Linked DNA regions of Homo sapiens: region 1 is linked to region 2. A link is a loop called in an ENCODE intact Hi-C map of the cell type or tissue named here. Cell type or tissue: mammary epithelial cell. All regions are shown on one strand. Each heading gives the region's core, and the rest is flanking DNA. Links, peaks and the distances in the headings are about the cores only. Region 1 overlaps LOC105377684 (a long non-coding RNA gene). Region 2 has its middle 21 kb from the start of TTC1.

Evidence for each region. A loop is a pair of places that touch in the nucleus more often than their neighbours do. Peaks named below come from ENCODE experiments on the same cell type or tissue, not always from the same donor. Only the 100,000 strongest peaks of a DNase experiment are listed, where the experiment ranks them.
Region 1: it touches region 2 in a loop (6-fold over the local background); 8 of 110 quality-filtered maps call a loop at or near these places.

What each region holds. Positions count from the first base shown.
Region 1 is chr5:159,528,978-159,534,359 of GRCh38, reverse strand. All of the region lies in intron 2 of LOC105377684 (a long non-coding RNA gene), which reads right to left. Among named protein-coding and RNA genes, the nearest start is that of LINC01845, 65 kb to the right of the region's middle. In mammary epithelial cell, for the core only: a CTCF peak has its summit at 2,608; a DNase peak (open chromatin) is centred at 999.
Region 2 is chr5:159,985,468-159,990,849 of GRCh38, reverse strand. It overlaps a transcript of ADRA1B not described here. Among named protein-coding and RNA genes, the nearest start is that of TTC1, 21 kb to the left of the region's middle. In mammary epithelial cell, for the core only: a CTCF peak has its summit at 3,290 (motif pointing right); a DNase peak (open chromatin) is centred at 3,339; H3K4me3 peaks cover 381 bases.

The DNA of each region.
Region 1 (5,382 bases), core at 329-5,328, 460 kb after region 2:
GTGATTGTGCCACTGCATTCCAGCCTGGGTGACAGATCCAGATCCTGTCTCAAAAAAAATAAAAATAAAAATAATATTAATAATAAAACAAAAAAGAAAATCAGAGGTGGAGAAACTTTAAAGATAACTTGCCCATGATCACGTGGCTCACTGGTGGCAGAGCTAAAGCAGTATCCAGGACTGCTGGTTCTTAACATTAAAATACAAATCACCAAGCATAAAGCTCAGTAGCAGCAGCAGAGGCACAAGTGGCAATTATAAAGCTCTATATGTAAGTGTTTTTACATATTAACTCATTTAAATCTCGTAACAGCCCATACGGTAGTTACTATTATTCTCTTTATCCTAATGAGGAAACTGAGGCACAGGGAAGGAAAGTCACCTTCTTACCAATAAGTGGTAGAGTCAGCATTCAAACCCAGGCTGGCTTTGGCATTCAGATTCTTAAGGCACTTAGTAAGCAAAGAATAAATAATGGATGAATGAATGAGTGGATGAATAAAATATCAAATGATTGCAAACTGTTCTGGAATACCCTATCAGGTTTTATCCTTCTCTTTGTCTCAAAACCAACGGATTGAAGTGGAAATGCATCACACCCCTGTTAGCATCTGTTTAAAGGGCACAGGAGCTGGAGTCAGACATACCTGAATTCAAAAGCAGCTTTTCTGCTCATTAGCTGTATAACTTTGGGAGAGTCACAAAAATCTACTTAAACCTTAGTTTTCTAACATGTAAAAGAGATGCAAGGATAGTGGCCATCTCCTAGGGTTATTGTAATGAAAATAAAACAAAGTCATTAAAAGGAACGATTATTTTAAACACTGCCACATATTTTTGCTGCCATGTTTGGTTTTCAAATAAGCTTGACGTTGTCTTAATAGTTGTAAAGCCCCCTGAGGGCAAGGCACTGTTCCTTGAACTTCTTTATCTCCAGGATCCCCTGCTGACTGTATTAATGAGACCTTACTCACTGATAGGGATCAGCCTCAGTGACTGTTGCTGTGTTTACATACCAAGAGGGTGAAGAAACGCTTCTTCAAGGCATAGTTTCTCTGACCCGTCCCTCACCCGGTTTCTCCTTTTACAGAGAGAACGCAGGAATGCACAGAGAAACTTCTATGAACAGCAGAAGATGAACTTTGTTTTAGAGAAAAGTTACCTTGAAAAATAATTGAACAAGGCATCAACAGCAGACTTCCCCACCCTGGTTTGTGACCTTGGGCAAATTGCTTTGTCACTCTGTGTATCTATTTCTCTTCCTGTAGAATAAGCAGGACAATTGTTCAGGTCTCTAAGGGTTCTTGACTGTATTAACATTCTAATTCTTCGAGTCCTCATTCAATGATTCTCAAATTCCCCACCTACCCCTCTTAGGCTTCACTATGTGACATTGATGGGAAAGAACAAGGCTCTCATCAAATGAGAAGTGCATAAAAATTATTAAGCATTATAACATCCATAAAACCATTAGAGCTACTATACATTGAGCACCTACTCTATGTCACCTGCCATGTTCACACTTGCACACATAACCGTTTCAACAACCCTAGGTGGTGGATATTATTGTTCTGATGTTACAAATAGGGAAACTAGGCTCAGAGCATTTAAGATACAGGCCCAAGGTCACATAGCTAGTAAGTGGCATGGGTGGGATTTGAATCCATTTTTTTGTGATCCAGGTTACATTATTGGTTTAAAAAGTGAAAGCAAAATGGTAAATGATTTGTATAATATACTACAATTTAGCCAAGAAAAGTGAGGTGGTGAGTACAACTCATACAACCACAGGAAACATTGTATATCTATATCTATATCTATGCAATAGAAAACCTGTAAAAATGTTAAGTGGTTACTTATAGTGGGAGTGAGGAAATTGAGTGGAGATGGCAGAGACTTCTTTTAACATATCTTGTTTTAAAAAGTACTCCCTAAATATCCAAAGTAAAATGAAACGAAACAGAAATTTGTAACCAGTCATTGACATAACCACATAGAGAAGAACTTCTCAAAGTGCTTTAAAGTGCTTCAGCTCTGCTTCAAAGCACAGTTATGTGACTGTACATCCCTACTAAGATATAGCATAAGAAAAAAAGAGAACTGGAGAAAACAAATTATTTATAATAATTATACTAATGGTGGTAGTGTTAGTATTGTTAGCCTGAGATGGTTGTGAATGTAGTTTGGGATAAATCAAATGAATCATTTTGTGGGTGTCATTGAAAACCAGGAATTTCAACATGGGAGAAAGGAAACATGTATATATATATATATATATATATATATATATGATAGATGATGGTAGCTAAAATCCTGGAATTCTGAATTTCAATAAAAACTACTTGTATGATGCATATCAGTACAGGAAAGGCCTAGCAACAGCAATCCAGAAGCACTGAGCACTCCTTGTGCCTAGTTTGCTATCTATAAATACCACTTCTTGCTAAAAGAAGTCCAGGATCCTTGGCAAAGTGACTCATTTCATGTCTGGGGCAGGTAATGTGCAAAATGAGCCTGGAGAATCTGTCATATCAAAAAGCAAGGAAACTATAAAAAATTACTAGGATTCTGTCAAATGAACTCAGGAGCCAATATGAAGAGACTCCTACTGGCCAAAAATGAGATAATTTGAGAATTAATAACTTACAAATGATATCTAGTATGTTTAAATCCATGATATTTAAAAACATCCATAGTCACCCTTAGAAGTTGCTGCAGAACCAGCACATTATTTAGAGAACTGGTGAAAAAAAAAAAAGAAGGTAAAGGGTAAAGAATTGAATATTAATCATGTTTTTCTATGAGAATTATGCCTCAGCATAATCATGAGAGAAAGTTTCTCTGTAGAGAAGCATTCTACCTAATTAACAAAAAAAGGCAGAATATAGAATTAGTCTATCACCATTTTGCAATTCCTAATGAATTAATGCACCTAAGCAATGACCAGTGACTGCTCACATTTCAGAGAGGGACAATCAAATACAGTGTGCCTTCTGCTAGATAAAGAGAGCACCACCGATGAAGTAGCCTTGCCAAAAGAAATTGATAGTGAATTTAATCAAAATTCAACATCCAACTACTGATTGACAGAAAACACAGGGGACCAGGAATCTGTTAAATATCACCACAAAGATGTCATCAGCAAGATCAAGATGTGGGAAACTCTGCAGGACAACCCACCCAGTTTCTTTTCCAAAATACTGGTGAGGAAAATTATTTAAAGAGAGAAATGAGACAGAACCTGTAGATTACAAGGGACCTAAGAGATGCAGTAATCAATTACAACGTACGGGCCTTGTGTGGACCCTGACTCAAATGAACAAACAAAAACAAATAACAACATCTTTTTATAAGACAAGTAGGGAAAAGTGAACAAACATCTATTATATTATTTTTTTGATGATATCAAATAATCATATAATGTATGATGCATCATAATTACAAATCCATTTGTAATTATTAATATTTTTAAGTGTGATAATGCCATGACTGTGCTTTTTTTTTTTCAAGAGCGCCTATCTTTTAAAAAATAAAACTAAGATATTTACCTACGAAGTTATATGCTGTCTAGGATTTGCTTCATAGTAATGCAGGGGGAGAGAGGTTGGGGAAACAGATGACGTAAGACTGGCCGTGAGCTGATAATTGTTGGAGCTGATGGTAAAATGGTAACTTTCACTAGTTTACTTATAGATAAGTTTGATATTTTCTCCAATAGAAAGGGTAAAAGCAAAACTCTCACAGTGCCACTGATGGAGAATCCTAGATGCATGGCCCTTGTTTGTGTGGCCACCTTGGGACGGCATAGGCTGATAAAGAAACCGTGGTCTCCTCTCCTCGATCCCGTTCACAGCCATTGATCTCCAGAGGAGTCATGGTCTCTCTCCTCCCCCAGGGTACAAGCAGTGCAAAATGAGAGGCCTGAGAGCAAGCACCAACATTATATTCTCAGCTGCAGAAATCAATATTCCTCTTCAGAGCCTGAGGTGGGAGAAGGCGCCTGGCACCTAGTCTGAACTGCAGCTCTGAGGGCAAAAAGCGAGTTGTGTTGGCCTCACTTTCTTTGCCTTTCCTTGAGAGTGCTACAGATTCCCTTTCAGAGCTCAGATGCCCGCAGGTTGGTGTAGACTACTTATAGATTTCCACAGGCTCCCAGGGCCGGAGGGGCTGACAGGCGTGGAACTGGCCACAGCACAGGGCCATTTCTTTCCCAGTCTTGATAGATCTCCTCAGAGTTTTCTCCATCTCCATATTCATCGCCACCACCTGTGTGGTCTACTGCAGAGTGTCCTAGCCAATCTCCCTCCTCCTTTCGTTCTCTGCTCCTCCCAGCTACTACCTAGCCCTCCGAACCATTTGATTCTCCACATTGTAGTCAAGGTGACTTTTTCAGAGCCCAAAACTTATTAAACCAACCTGCTCTGGCTTCAAACCCATTGCTCTGAGGCTGAAGACTCAGATACTCAATGTGGTTTCAAAGATCTATACCATCTACCCTTCACTGGCCTTATCCCACACTACAACCCTCCATTTTCTTTGTTCCCCAGTCCCTTGTCTTTCTTGTCACAGAGTTTTTCTCATGCCATCATTTATTCATTTAGCAAATATTAGTCAAGGATCTACCATGTGCTAGGCATACATACAACTTAAATAACTTTACTGATTCTTCAGATGTCAGCCCTAGTGCTCCTTTATCAGGTAACTCTCCTCGACATTCTTGATTATGACTTTGTTCCCCTGTTTTATGCTCTTCTGGCATTGAGCATATCCCTTTGTAGTCCTTCTACTTACACTTTTAGTGGTGTGGATAATTGATTTCTTCTTCCCCCCACTAAACTATAAGCTCATGGGAGCAAAGATTATGTATGATTCTGTTCACCATTCATATCCCCAGGCACCTAGCACTGTGCCTGGCACACAGTAGATTTTGGTAGACTAAAGCTGGCTGCACATTTTTTTCAACTCGTCATCAAAGGATGGAGTCTATTTTGCTTCCCCTTGAATCTGGGGTGGCTCCATGACTTGTTTTGATCACTAGAATACTACAGAAATGACACTGTGCAACTCCTGAGGATGGGCCTTAAAAGACCTGTAACCTCTGCCTCTGCCTTGGCCACTTACAGAGTTTCTTTCAGGAATCTAGCAGACATCCTGTGAGGAAGCCCAAACAGCTCTGTGGAGGGACTCACATAAGAGAGAAACAAGGCCCTTGTTTGAACAACTGGTATCTAAGTGCCCCACCCAACACCATGAGAAGAAGAATCTCCCATTTAACCCATAAGGTCTTGAAAAATTGATTATTATTTTAGTACACCAAGTTTTGGAGTGCTTTGTTAGCAACCATAGGTCAGCAAAAAAAAAAAAAAAAATAGAGGTTCAAAA
Region 2 (5,382 bases), core at 203-5,202:
AGCAAAATTGCCAATAAAAATGAGCAAAAGATTTAAACAGACACATCACCAAAGATGTACAGCGGGCAAATAAGCACATAAAAAGATGTTCAACATTATTAGGCTTTAGGGAAATACAAATTAAAGCCACAAGAGAGCACTACAAACCAATTAGAATGACTAAAAATGAAACAGAATAATATACTAGGTGTTACTAAGGATGTGGAGCAGCCAGAAATCTCATGCATTGTTTGGAGAAACATGAAATAGCACAGCAACTTTGGAAAACAGTTTGGCAGGGTTTTTTTTGTTTTGTTTTGTTTTTAAGATGGAGTCTGGCTCTGTTGCCCAGGCTGGAGTGCAGTGACATGATCTGGGCTCACTGCAACTTCCACCTCCCAGGTTCAAGTGATTCTCCTGCCCCAGCCTCCCAAGTAGCTGGGATTACAGGCACCTGCCACCATGCCTGGCTAATTTTTTTGTATTTTTAGTAGAGACGGGGTTTCACCATGTTGGCCAGGTTGGTCTAGAACTCCTGAAGTCAGGTGATCCGCCTGCCTTGGCCTCCCAAAGTGCTGAGATTACAGGCGTGAGCCACTGCACCTGGCAGTTTGGCAGCTTTTATAAAATTAAACATACACTTACCATACAACCCAGCAATCTGACTCCTAGGTATTCATTCAAGAGAAAGGAAGACCTGTATGCAAATGTTTATGGCACCTTTATTTACAATCTAATGTCCATAAACTGGTGAATTAATAAACAAATTGTAGTATATCCATACACTGGAATACCACTCACTGATAAAAATGAATGAATTACTGACACATACAACAACATGGATGAATCTCAAAGGCATTATTTTAAGTGGAAGAAAGCCAGACATAGAAGGATACATAGGGTATGATTTCATTTATAAGACATTTGGGAAAGGTAAAACTATAGGGGAGATTAGTGGTTGTCAGGGCTGATGAAGGAAGAGGAGTTTAACAGCACAGGGGCCTGAGAGAGATTTTTGGGGTGATGAAAATGTTCTGTATTTTGATTGTGGTGTTGGTTATATGATTGCATACATTTGTCAAAACCTATCATACACTTAAAATCTTACACTTAAAATAGTGAAATTCATTTTATATAGTGAATTTTATTTTATATAAATCTTACCCCCCCAAAAAAACTGACTTAAAAGACTTACTTGAAAATCAACAACAAACACAAATAAGTTGATTTAAAAAATGAGCAAAGGACTTGAATAAATGTTTTTCCAAAGAAAATATGTAAATGTCCAATAAGCACATGAAAAGATGCTCCACATCACTAATGATTAGGGAAATGCAAATCAGAATCTCTGTGAGGTATCATCTCACACCCATTAGAGTGCTTACTATAAAACAAACACCAGAGTGCGGTGGCTCACGCCTGTAATCCCAGCACTTTGGGAGGCCTAGGCGGGTGGATCACGAGGTCAGGAGATCGAGACCATCCTGGCTAACACAGTGAAACCCCGTCTCTACTAAAAAACAAAAAATTAGCCAAGCGTGGTGGTGGGAACCTGTAGTCCCAGCTACTCGGGAGGCTGAGGCAGGAGAATGTTGTGAACCCAGGAGGCAGAGGTTGCAGTGAGCCGAGATCACACTACTGCACTCCAGCCTGGGCGACAGAGCGAGACTCCATCTCAAAAACAAACAAACAAACAAAGAAACAAAAAAACCAAACACCAGAAAAATAACAAAGTTGGTGAAGAGGTGGTGAAAATTGGAACCCCTGTGCACTGTTGGTGGGAATGTAAAATGTGCAGCCACTGTGGAAAACAGTATTGGAGTTCCTCAAAAAAATCCATTTCTAGGCATATATCCAAAAGAATTGAAAGCAGTGTCTGGAAGAGATATTTATATGCCCATCCTCATAGCAGCATTATTCACAATAGCCAAAAGGTAGAAAGCAGCCCAAATGGCCATCAATGTATGGCCTCAAGTAATCCTCCTGTTTTAGTCTCCTGAGTAGCTAGGAATATAGGTGCATATCACCAAACCTGGCTAATTTTTAAAATTTTTTTTGTAGAGATGGGGTCTTGCTATGTTGTCCAGGCTGGTCTCAAGTTCCTGGGCTCAAGTGATCCTCCCATTCAGCCTCCTAAACTGTTGGGATTGCAGGCATGCACCACCATGCCCGGCCACAGATGTAATTTGAATTTTATCTCCCTAACTAGTTCTGAAACTCTCTAGGAAAGAGACTCAGGTGTAGACGTACCTCTATGGCATGGGTGAGTTCAGTAAATCTACTTCTGTAGTGTCAGTTGGACTTTCTGTCTCTTGGTTGTCTCCTCCTGGAGAGGGGAAGGGCCAGTGATACAGAGAATCTCAGCATTGTAAAGGACTGTGGTCTCTTACCACTTTTAGAGTCTGACACCTGCTGAGATGCATATTAGCTTCCTAAAGCTGCTGTAACAAAGCATTACAAAATAGTGGCATAAAGCAACAAACATATTGATTCTCTTGCAGTTCTGGAGGTCAGAAGTCTACAGTCAGTTTTACTGGGCTAAAGTCAAGGTGTCAGCAGTGGGATTCTTTCCCGAGGCTCCTGGGGAGAAGCTGTTTCCTTGACCTTTCAAGCTTTCAGAGTCTGCCCACATCCTTTGGCTCACGGCCTCCTTTCCCCATCTTCAAAGTCTCCCATCTTCAAAGTCAGCAGTGTGGCATCTTAAAATGTCCGTCCCTTTGTTCTCCTGCTTCTGTTGTCACATTGTCTTCTGTCTGTTTCCTTTTGTGTTCCTCTTATAAGACCCCTTGTGATATCAGGCCCACCAGGATAATCCAGGCTAATCCCCCCATCTCACGATCCTTAACTTGATTAGATCTGCAAAGTCCCCTTTGCCATAACGGGTAACATTCACAGGTTCCAGGGATTAGGATGTGAACATATTTTGGGCGGCCGGCCGAGGGGGGGCATTCTTCAGCCTACCACAAAGACTACAAAGTCCACGAGGAGAAGCGACACGTCTGCTTGATCACTACTTACCACCAATGGCTTGCACATTGCCTGGCACTTGGTCCATAGACCATATAAAATTAGTCAGACTCATGAAAAGTGTGCACCCCTTTTCCAGAAAAATATTACATTGTTTATAGCATTTTAGAGAGCTCCCAGATTCCCTGAAGCCAGCGCACGGACCCCAGGTTAAAGCATTCCTAACCTAGAATTCTAGAATATCTGACTGCATCTATGAAGGAATAAGGGAAGTGCCGCAGGGCCGCACCAGCTGAATTGCCAAGCAGCCTCGTTTCTTTGCACTCCTGTCGCTTAGGCGCGTTGGCCAGCGGGTGGCGCGCGGGTCCACCTCAACGCCGAGCTTGCCCCACGTCAAGCACCTGCTCAGGGGAAAGGGGCGTGGAGCGGGCTCGGTCACTGCAGTGTCTAAAGAGCTGCTTCCCAGTCTCTGCACGTAAGGAGGAAGGATGCCCCGCTCCAGGCGGCGAGGAAAGGCCCCAGGAGGCTTCGTCTTCTTTGCTGCGCTCTGCTGGAGACGCCGCGGCGCCGGCCCGCTGAGCCCGCAGGAGAGACCCGCGCACCTGGGCGCCCCCGCCGCAGGAGGATCGGAGCTCCTGGCAACGGCAGAAAACACAGAAACCCGAAGGCAAATATTTACGGGCCTGCAGAGGAAGAAACTGAAACCTCTACGCGTGATTTAAAAGGCATGATAACAACTGCTGTTTGGTTTCTGGAACCGGGCTCGTCCAGCTTCTTACAACACCGTCCTTTAGCCCGTAGGCCCGGCTCCCCCGCCGCTGGGGGCAGGGTGTGGACGTTAACCACCTGGGAAGTGACGGGTCGATGACAAGCTTACTTTCTCTGGAGCCATCCTGGGTTCTAGGGACCCTTAAGGCAGAGGGCAGGTAGAAGTTACACCTGGAAGCAGCACCATCAGAGATTGGGAAAGAGAGGAAGCTGCTTTTCCAACTCGGTGTTTAGCAAAGTGGACCCTGTTAAGACAGTAGGCGCCGTTGAGGGGGGAGTAAAACCTAGCCCTTACCCGGCAATGTAAGCTGGATCACCCATGCCCCTGGAATTACGATGGGGCTAACGTCTCCAAAAACCCATCGTAAAGTGGATAGATCGTAAATCGAGCCCTCCTGAGTCACTGACCATCTGTGCAATGCTTCTCAATATCTGGTCCATGGACCAACTGTATCATTTCTTTAAAACGCAGATTACTGGGTCTTATTTCTATCTGCTAAATCCGTTAGACGGGGCTGGAGGTGACTGTGAGTCGGTATTTTTAATCAGCTCACTGAGTGATTCTTCTCCTCTCTGAGTTTGAGAATCACAGCTCCAGCTCTTGGTACTAAAAGCTGTCGGTTCAAATAAAAGAGCCAGCCTCAGAGCACACACCTCTTTTCCAAGATGACTCTCTCTAGTCTCACAAGTCAGAGGGTGCAAATTAGGTCACGTGAGTGTGAATAATCAATATTTTCTGTCTAGGTTGGATATACTGGCTTACACCTGTAATCCCAGTGCTTTGGGAGGCCAAGGCAGGAGGATCACTTGAGGCCAGTAGTTTGAGATATGCCTAGGCAACATAGTGGGGCTCTGTCTCTACAAATTTTAAAGATTAGAAGATCATGGTGGCATGCACCTGTAGTCCCAGCTACTTGGGAGGCCGAGGTGAGAGGATCCCTTGAGCCAGGAGTTCGAGGCTGCAGTGAACTATGACTGTGTCACTGCATACCAGCCTGGGTGAGCATTGTCTCTTAAAAGAAAATCTGTCTATTAGTCCTCACCTGTGAAACTCAGGCCCTCTTAAAAAGGCTCCCTAGATATTTCTGGGGGCCCTGTGGGTTCCTTTCTTCCCACCACCTTCTTAATAACTGCTTTCAGCAAGTTGCATTAAAGAGTAGTCACTGCTGCTGATGCTTCTGGTGCTTCTGTGAGCTCTCCTTCTCCTTCAGGGCTATGCTATGTCCCAGCCCTCCCAAAGTTGCAAAGCCTCAAGGGCTAGACGGAACTCTCTTCCCTTCAGGTCCCACAGTGCCTTGTTCCAAGCAGAATGCTCCTCTTCGCAATGCAGGATCAGGCTTTGTCACCAGGTCCCAGAGGCAGCACTGCTTGGCCTCTCAGTGATCCAGAGTCCTTTGAGGAAAGAGTTTCTTCCAAGATTATTTCCAGTCCTTTTCCAGACCCTTTGGTGTGCTGGTAAATAGCTCTACAAAAAAGAAAAGAAAAAGGAGCCCTGATGTGTAGTGTTTGTCAATTTCTGTGGTGTACATATTCCCATCAGCATATTTCAAGCTGTTGGTACAATGTCACTGAACACAAAGTTGAACAGAGATGCTTATAAACTGCTCTGAGCCGGTACAAGTCAGCTTTAGCATGCTACTACTTGGGGCCTGGCCAGAGACCAGATAT